Linked DNA regions of Homo sapiens: regions 1 and 3 are each linked to region 2. Evidence: chromatin contacts called from ENCODE Hi-C or POLR2A ChIA-PET data. All regions are on one chromosome and are shown on one strand. The core of a region is the stretch at or near the end of the contact, and the rest is flanking DNA. Distances in the headings are between cores, read along the strand shown. Region 1 overlaps SLAMF1 (signaling lymphocytic activation molecule family member 1). Region 2 overlaps VANGL2 (VANGL planar cell polarity protein 2). Region 3 has its middle 19 kb from the start of SLAMF1.

Region 1 (2,810 bases), core at 280-2,779, 190 kb after region 2:
AGCACTATTCCCTTAGAGCACAACCATGTGATAAGCCAAGTGTGGTTGAGGAAAGAGTATGGCGTAGGATCCCAGCAATTTTACTAGGTAGGTTAATGTGGATAAGTTAAGTTCAGTTTTCTCATCCTGGGTCATCTCACTATTTCCTTATAGTATGAGCTAAATGTGATTGCCCTACCCCGAGCCCCATAGGCTGTCAACCTAATTTCTATCTGAATCACCCATCCCTCCTACCTGGCTAACTCTTAGATGGAGGAAATGAGACACAAGTAGGTCGCTGTGCTATGATCTAGATTTTTTTATATATGCAAAACCAACATCAGAGTGCTGAGGTAAGGGCTTTTCTAAGAAGGTTGTGTGTAGATGACACTGATCTACTTGAGAATGAAATCAGTCATCAGCTCAGTGTTATGAGGATCAAGTTCTATCCTTACCATGGGAAGGCAGCCGGGGCATCTCTCCTGGTCTTGGGTCAGGACATTTTGACTCCAGTATTGGTTGGTAGTAGTCAAGGTGGCTGAGGGGAGCACAATGCCCTGAGATATTGTATCATAGGGAAATTTGGAAGAGAGGACAGGGGATGGTACCTCTAGGCACTTCAACTGCAGGGGAATAATTGTGCCTTATTGGTTTCATTCTAACCCTGGTGACTTTTTGGATGAGATCCAATAATTTTCTGAATTCTGTTCCCAGTGAATACTCTTAAACCTCTTGTTCACTTCTTCAGCATCCTGTGTTTACCCTGATGGCAGTGCTAGTCACACTAAACTGAAATTATCTGAATAATGTCTCTCACATTAGAAACCTGTGGCTCTTCTATTTCTTTCCACAGCCTAGTAGAGGGGATCAAGACATGTTGAATTAGACTGAATTAAGCAAGGTCCCAGGATATGTTTATCTACTATTTTTGCAAAGGTGGCCCCATGCAGAAAGCCAGAGTTGTGAGAGCAAGTCCGAGCCTGTGGAGAGAGGTCCCCTGCTTACCACAGAGAGTGTGATAAGAATCTATTTATTGCCAGACACCTACCTCTTCTTCTCAACTGTAGTATTACCACCATGATGAGAATCATGATGACACCCCCTAACAGCCCAGCATACACTGCCCATGGTTTTGTTTCTGGAAAAAAAAAGAAGTCAAAGAGCAATCTCAAAAGTATTCTGAGCTTAAAAACATCTTACATGAAAGTGGGATAATGGAGCCTCATGTTCTATTTCTGCATTCTCTCCCAAGGGAGACGTTTGTTTTCATGGTTTTAGAGGTCAGCTTTAGACCACTGAAAATTTTTGTATCTGTTTTCTTATTCTAATTTCTCTCACTATACTTTCACATTCTTAATTTCATGAAGATTTTTCTATCCAAATGCTTTATTTTTAACTCAACTACCACATGTCTAACATTAAATTATCTTCATCTCTCCTAAGTCAATCTCTCTGCCCAGTTTCTCCATCTTAAGATTGCTAATGTGTCCTGTATCCATTTTGGGTAAAGAGAATATAATGGTTCCATGTGCCGTCCCTGTGAATTCACGCTATTCTCATGAGACACTGGGAGGAAGAAAGATCTACTTATCTTTTTTAAAAATAAACATAATAGTGCTATTGTTGTCCTTTCATGCAAATAACTGGGTTGAACCCAGCAGACCTGAACTGAAAGGAAAGTATTTAGTCTTTCCTCTAAATCATCTTCATGTTTAAAATTAGCCCGAGAACTAATCATCAAGGCTCAAAATCAGAGAGAAAACTTTTATTGTTTTCTCTCCTTTACCCACTTTATCAAATCCTTTTGAACTAGGAGCAACACTTTGACAAACAGTGAATGAGAATTATCACCCCCAGTAAACAAGACATGTAGCTCAATAAGATTATAATGAACAATTATTGAGCACTTGCAATGGGCCACATATTTTTAGTGCATCATGTGTACTAACATATTTAATCCTCACAATAATCTTACAAGGTAGGTACACTCATTATTCTCATTTTATGGAGAAGGAAAACAGCCTGGAGAACCTCAAGAACTAGAGCTTGGTTTAGTAGTAGAAATGTGGCTGAATACTAAAGACAGACTTCTTGGAGAGTTAGAGAGACTTATGGGCTTGGAAAAAGTTATACCGGGGTAATGAACAGTGGGGACCGAGCTGAAGCCCTAGGGTTCTAAGTAGAATATTCGCACTAAGGTTCTAAATAGAGTAACACCAGATGTTAACATTAATGTGTAAGGGAAACTTATAAGGATGATTGTGGAATAAGCCTGCTTGTTGTTGAACCTGTGAGGAATTTGTGGGGCAGAAATTGAAAGAAAAATAGTCGGGTTCCAAAGGAAAGAATCATGGTGGACACAATCAGATGTTTACAGAGTTGACCAAAGATACAGACAGTCTCAATGAATTCATAAAATGCAGCCTACAAGATCCAAAGGGGCCTCCAGCCTGATAGCTGGCAAGAAGTTGCCTTCTGGATTTGAAAAGATTCTTTTTCTCCTTAGGCCTTTCACACATCAAGTTAGCCCAAGGAATCTCACTGAACTGACTTTGCAAACACCTTGGTTATAGGTTCTATCCCCTAAATTAAATGTTTTAATTTTGCCAGATACCAACTTCAACAGTCTTATGCTCTGATTAAAAAAAAAAGTTAGGAGGCAGGCAGAGAGTTCTGAATTTGTATAAAGCATGACATTTTGAATCATTGCTGATGCTGGAGGAAGGAGCAGCTCCACTCTGAGTGACTTATGGTCACTGAGAACCCTCTGTGCAGGAGTGTGTGTGTGTGTGTGTGTGTGTGTGTGTATGTGTGTATGTGTGTGTTTGAGA
Region 2 (2,700 bases), core at 118-2,617:
GGGGGGTGGGGTTACAGAGCTGAGACCTTGTGCATGCATGTAGAAAATTGTAAAATGTAAATTTTTTTTAATATATAAAAAGCTTGTTTCTACAGTTTGCAGTGGATCTAAACATTACGGCAATTTTAGGATTTTTTTCTTAAACATAGGAACTAAAACTGTACAAATTTTTTTTATATAAAATAAAGACATTTGACTTTTGTGGGGGCATTCTGTTGCTTTTCTTTCTTTACAGGAATGGGAGCAAATGAGGGCCAGGGAATAATGAATATATTCCTTGTTAGGGAGGGAATGGGCAGGAGGGGGCAGTGTGAGCTCATCATTGCTCTGCAGGCCTTCAGGGTGTGTTGGAGAGAAATGGGAAAATGAAAAAGGAAATTGCTTATTCTGAATCCTGATTCTAAAGAGAGAGAAACAACAATGTGAGGGCTTAACCACTTCCTGGTGTAGTTGTCAGGATAGAGAAAGAAAGATTACTTCCTGGGTCCACCCTCCTGAGCAAGCTTGTGTCTGTATGGCCTCTAGGGCAGGAGTGGGTTTCTAAAACGTATTTCTAAAACATAAAGTGCCATAGGAATTTCAGGGGATAGTTGAGATTTCAGTCAGTGGTGACAGCCCATCACAATTCATTGAGACAAGTTTCTGTAGTATATATATTAGTTCTAAATATGTAGAGAGTTCAGTGCTCTGTTGTCACTGTAATGCATGTAATCAGGTACTAAAATCACCCTCAAGAGATTGGGTCCCTTCTCCCAGTCTTACCTGGGCCTGACCTCTGTGACTTTGGGCAAGATGCTTAGCATGTAAACAGCCTGCTAAGGTTAAAAACAAGCATTTCTGTATGGAGGTGGCCTATTCACTAGATTTCCTCCTCCTCTCCCCTGCCTCATACTCTGCCAGGCTCTGGGGATGCAAAGGCAAGAGAGGCTCCATCCTGGAGGATGACCCAGTTTACAGGGGTGACAGGCTGGGTGACCCTAGTGCAAGGCTTCATGGCGTGTTCTCAGGCAGAGTGTAGACAAACCCTGGCTGGATTCCAAGGAGCTCGGGGAGTTTCCTTCAAGAAATCTAGGAAGTTTGTTTAAGACTCAAGATGGGGGAACACACTCACCTTGAGATTACATTTTGTTCATCTAAGTATTCCTAGAATTGAAACCAGTTCCTCGCATATAGTTGGTCCTCAATAAAAAATTGTTGCATGAATAATGAACTGAACAACTAACAATACAATAGGGGCTCATGAAAGGGATCATATACTTGCTTCTCCCTTTAAAATTGCACTCCAGTCTTTCTCATGTGAAAACAAACAAAAATACTTCCCTTGAAATTGCATCCCCATTCTCACGGCTCTGTTCTTTCTGTAACTAGGTTTGTAGAATAGTTTCACTTGCTGTTTCCAGTTCATTTCAGAGTCAACTTGTGACTTACATTGTGACCAAATTTCTACCTTAGCATGCCTCTGAAATTATTCTTGTTCTCAACAGCCAAGTATAGTAAACACCTTTTAAGTTTATTCTTTATTTAGTGCCTATGATGTTCCCAGCCTGATACTAAAGTACTTTCTCTGGTAAAGATACTGGATATGGTCCTGCCCTCACTGAGCTAACCTTGGTGGACCCTTGAGAAGGCTAGTTAACCTCAGGGACCTCCTCTTGTAATGCTGGCCCCAGGAATTCATAGATTTAAAGCCAGACCTCAATATTTGATTGATAAGATCATATTTTCTCTAGAGGTTTGCTGCAAGCAAAAGTGATAATCCTGACCATTTGTCAGGCAGCAAAGGGTATTTGTAACTTTTGTTTGAAAGGATGTGTTTTCCACAGAAGTTCTTCACATAGCACTGAAGTTAGGGACCCAGCTTGGTGGATTGTCAGGGTCATGCCTGGGACTTCATGACATTATATGTGATTATATGTGATTACATATGCTGCCCATGTGTGATTTTTGTTTTTTAGCCTTTGCCTTTGAAATACAGCCGAGAGGGGGAACTGGGGGCTGGGGCTCTGGCTGAGGAGACATAAAGATCTTTAGACCAAGGTCTCAGTGATTTGTTATTAGTTTTTTATTTTTTAATTTTAATTTTTTTGTTACTATTTTTTTTTGTTTGTTTGGGATAGTTTAATGGCTTCTACAGACTGAAAGTCAGCTTGCTTAAGGTAACCCTTGGCTTTTTTGTTACTTTAAGCATATGATAGTAATGCTCTTCCAATTGCCAGGAAGGCTGGGGTAGGGGAAAGTCAGCCTTTGGAAAAGCACTGCAGCATTAGTGTACACATGGTCATGGAAGATGCTAGAGAGATAATAAAGGACCACCTACATAGTAAATCTTGGAGAATAGTCATCCCTGTCTAGCTCCCCAGTTTCTTTTCAGGCTGAGAATGGGGTCCATTTCTCTTGGTACAAACGGCAGGGCAGACATGACATCCTACCTGCTCATAACAGTGAATGCCACATTTGAGTATGTAGAATAGTGGGAGAAGGTACTGGTTTAGAGTTGGGAAACCTGGCCAAGGCATTGGCTTCTCTCATTTCATCTCAGCAAGTTTTGGGGGCACACTTACTGTGTGGTAGGCATTGTGATACAAAGATAAATAAAACATTGGCCCCCTCCCCTTGGAGCTCATGGGACTTTTGCTAGATAAGTTGGGAAATTTTATTTTGTCATATGTTGTAGGCAACCCGAGGAAGCACACTATTTTC
Region 3 (2,700 bases), core at 96-2,595, 240 kb after region 2:
GGTGGAGATAACTTAGGGGCAAAATTGAGAGCAAGGGGTATAAGATTATTTGTTGGCTTGGGATATGGTCAGTTTAAATGTTTACGGTTCATGCATATGGAGATTTCCAGGGGCTATTTGAAAACACAGAGCTGACTTTGAGAGGAGAAGTATAATCTGAAGGAAAGCAAACAAATATAGAAGTCATATTTTCAACTCCTTCATTTCACCCCAAGAAAGCTAATACTTAGAGACTAAAACTTCTAAGGGACTTACCATATGGCTAGTTTTTGAAAAGCCGTAACCAGAAACCAAATCTCTTGGGTTTAGGTCAATCCACCCATATCCTGATTGAGTTTCATTATGCTCTATTTACCTTCATGGTTCCCCAATCTAACAATGCCTGGCATACAGCAAGTGCTAAAAATGTTTGTGGAATGAATATACTGATTGTGGCCTTTTTTGGTGGGGGTAGAACTGGCCCCACACCTTCACATCATCACTGGAATTATGCCTCAGAAGCATCTTGGAAGTCAGCAGACCTAGGGAAGTCCTACTTAGCCATGAAATTTGCATTTCCCCAGGTACCTCCCAACCCCTCTCCACTTCCTCTGAGAGCAAAACCTCCGTTGTTCATGTCACACCCATGGGCAGCCTTTGTGCTCAGTACACAGACCTGATTGAGAAGATTGATAAAAGCAAAATAGAAAGAAGCCGTGATCTGGGTCATATGAGTTATACAACCATTTCCCTCTTATTTTACACTTGGGGAAACTTAAGCTAAGAGATCTTGTCTTAATTCATTAAAATTAGAGTTGCCAGCCCAGAAGAGAGGAAGGAGAAGTTTGGGACAGAGGAAGGCAACTAATACTTATTGAGCACTTACTGTATGGCAGACTTTATGTGGAATGATTTATTGAGGTTATCTCATTTAATCCTGATTTTAAAAATCATCCACATACGGAAACCGAGGTTTAGAAAGTTTACTTTTCCTGAGGTTCAGAAGCTGGTAAATGACGGTTCTGGAACTCAAACTCAAGGCTGTCTGGCTCCAAAGGTCATGCTCCTTCCCCTATACCACACAACCTCCCAGAAGCTTGAAATGTGGTTCTGGGTACTAGGTATAAGCTTGAAGACCAACCAAACATGCTCATTCCAGTGCTCTCTCTAGGAGCCAACAAGCCCTCCAACATTGCCCCCCTAGAAGGTCCTGCAAAATTGAGTTGTCTAGGGTTTGACAGAGTCCAGAAGACATTTTCGAACATAAGAAGGGCAATGGGTCAAGCCCCAGGGAGTACCCAGTAGTATCAACAAAGAAAGGAGAATGTGTATTTGACTTCCAGCCTCAGCCCTGCTGGTAACTTGCCAGACGGCCTTGGCCTGGCCACTTCCTTCCTGTCCTCCACCAAGATTACAGAAAATTAGGAAATGCAAATTTTATGGGCTTCCCTGCTGACGATTTCTAAGTCTTCTTTGTAGTAATCATTCCTATCACAAAGAGGGTGGGAAACGGTGATTATGGACCAGGGAGAGAGTCCTATTCCTAAGAAGTGGTTCTTGGACTTTGGAGAGGCAACAATTGGTTTGAGTCTTAACAAATGAGTGGGAGTTTGTTAGGTCAACGAGGAGTGGGAGGGGATTCCAGGAAGTGTAAAAGCTTGAGCAAAGGCATTGAGTAAATTCGGGGAACTGCTAGCAGTTCAGGAAGGTTGCAGCATTCAGTGCAAAGGAGGGGCCAAACTAGAAATTGGACAGGAGAAAATCACAGAAACCAAGCCACATAAGGATCAGTAGAACCCTGTAGGCTCTCCAACGAGCCTATCCTTGAAGGATTTAAGCATGAAAATGTTGTCATTATTAAACCTAGGCTTTAAAGAGGTCCTTCTGCTCTGTGTTGCTGTCCTCTGCCAGAGATAGCAAGACTGACAGAGGCTGTGCTCCTGTAGCCTGGGAGCCAGAATGGAGAGACACATTGGGCAGAGCCCGGCAGAGTCACAGGAACTTGTAGTCCCCATCTGTTTATTATTCATGGAAGCTTTCTCCTTTTCTTGATTGGATCAACAGAAAAATAAACTGTCGTCTTTGGCAGATGATTCAATGGGAATTCAAGGGTTTCAATGGGAATTCAAGGTTGAAAATGATAATGTACTCTGAGAACTCACAGGTCTATAAAAGGAGAGGCCTATACAAGGAAAGAAGAGGATGTGGTAAATGCAGAACAGACCCTCAGCATCTTGAAGGACCATCAAGGGGAAATAAGTATTGCAGACCTTTCATTAATCTGTGTAGTTAACTTTTTATTTGAAAATAATGTCAAAAGAGCTGCAAGAAAAAATTATTATTAATAATAGTACAAAGAACACGCTTATAAATATCCTGCAGGGAGGGGTCTACAAGTTGGCTGTGACTGTGAATACCTCTCTGTAATGTTTTGCCCATTTTGCTTTAATATTAGCTAGTTCTCTCTCTCTCTCTCTTTCTGTCTCTATTTGAACTATTATAGGGTAGGTTGCATATGGCATGGCTCTTTATCTTAAATACATCAGTGTAAAGAATTAGGATAATTTCTGACACAACTACAATATAGTTATCACTTAAGTAAATTTTACATTGATAACAATATTCTTGTCTAACCTACTGTTTGCATTTCAATTTTGTCGGTTGACCCTTTGTAACCATAATTTTCCCTCCAGGTCAGGATCCAGTCCAGTATTAGGTATT

Evidence for each region. A loop is a pair of places that touch in the nucleus more often than their neighbours do. ChIA-PET counts read pairs that join two places held with the same protein, here RNA polymerase II (POLR2A). Pooled maps may share reads with other maps.
Region 1: a loop to region 2 is called in a map with no recorded cell type, with 12 times the contacts of the local background. The contact joins two enhancer-like sites. A Hi-C loop is called at or near these places in 8 of 168 maps with a recorded cell type or tissue (GM12878, GM20431, gastrocnemius medialis and 4 more), 13 of 37 single-sample maps with no recorded cell type and 10 of 50 pooled maps. POLR2A ChIA-PET finds 5 or more read pairs at or near these places in 9 of 52 experiments (CD4-positive, alpha-beta memory T cell, GM12878, OCI-LY7 and 6 more).
Region 3: a loop to region 2 is called in a map with no recorded cell type, with 3 times the contacts of the local background. The contact joins two enhancer-like sites. A Hi-C loop is called at or near these places in 10 of 168 maps with a recorded cell type or tissue (A673, CD4-positive, alpha-beta T cell, CD8-positive, alpha-beta T cell and 6 more), 24 of 37 single-sample maps with no recorded cell type and 20 of 50 pooled maps. POLR2A ChIA-PET finds 5 or more read pairs at or near these places in 2 of 52 experiments (CD4-positive, alpha-beta T cell and GM12878).

Annotation. Positions count from the first base shown.
Region 1 is chr1:160,623,069-160,625,878 of GRCh38, forward strand. It overlaps SLAMF1 (signaling lymphocytic activation molecule family member 1), which reads right to left. Exons shown (of 7, transcript NM_003037.5): 4 at 1,028-1,117. Among named protein-coding and RNA genes, the nearest start is that of SLAMF1, 23 kb to the right of the region's middle. RefSeq lists an enhancer at 1,677-1,806. Within about 2 kb of position 1,530, at least 5 of the 41 ENCODE cell types and tissues checked have a DNase peak (open chromatin) inside an H3K27ac peak, as active enhancers do; they include GM12878 and OCI-LY7, where a contact is called at or near this core.
Region 2 is chr1:160,428,469-160,431,168 of GRCh38, forward strand. It overlaps VANGL2 (VANGL planar cell polarity protein 2), which reads left to right. Exons shown (of 8, transcript NM_020335.3): 8 at 1-202. Among named protein-coding and RNA genes, the nearest start is that of VANGL2, 29 kb to the left of the region's middle. RefSeq lists an enhancer at 1,400-1,629. Within about 2 kb of position 1,368, at least 10 of the 41 ENCODE cell types and tissues checked have a DNase peak (open chromatin) inside an H3K27ac peak, as active enhancers do; they include CD4-positive, alpha-beta T cell, CD8-positive, alpha-beta T cell, GM12878 and 1 more, where a contact is called at or near this core.
Region 3 is chr1:160,664,331-160,667,030 of GRCh38, forward strand. No RefSeq gene overlaps it. Among named protein-coding and RNA genes, the nearest start is that of SLAMF1, 19 kb to the left of the region's middle. RefSeq lists enhancers at 1,091-1,150, 1,164-1,725. Within about 2 kb of position 1,346, at least 19 of the 41 ENCODE cell types and tissues checked have a DNase peak (open chromatin) inside an H3K27ac peak, as active enhancers do; they include CD4-positive, alpha-beta T cell, CD8-positive, alpha-beta T cell, GM12878 and 1 more, where a contact is called at or near this core.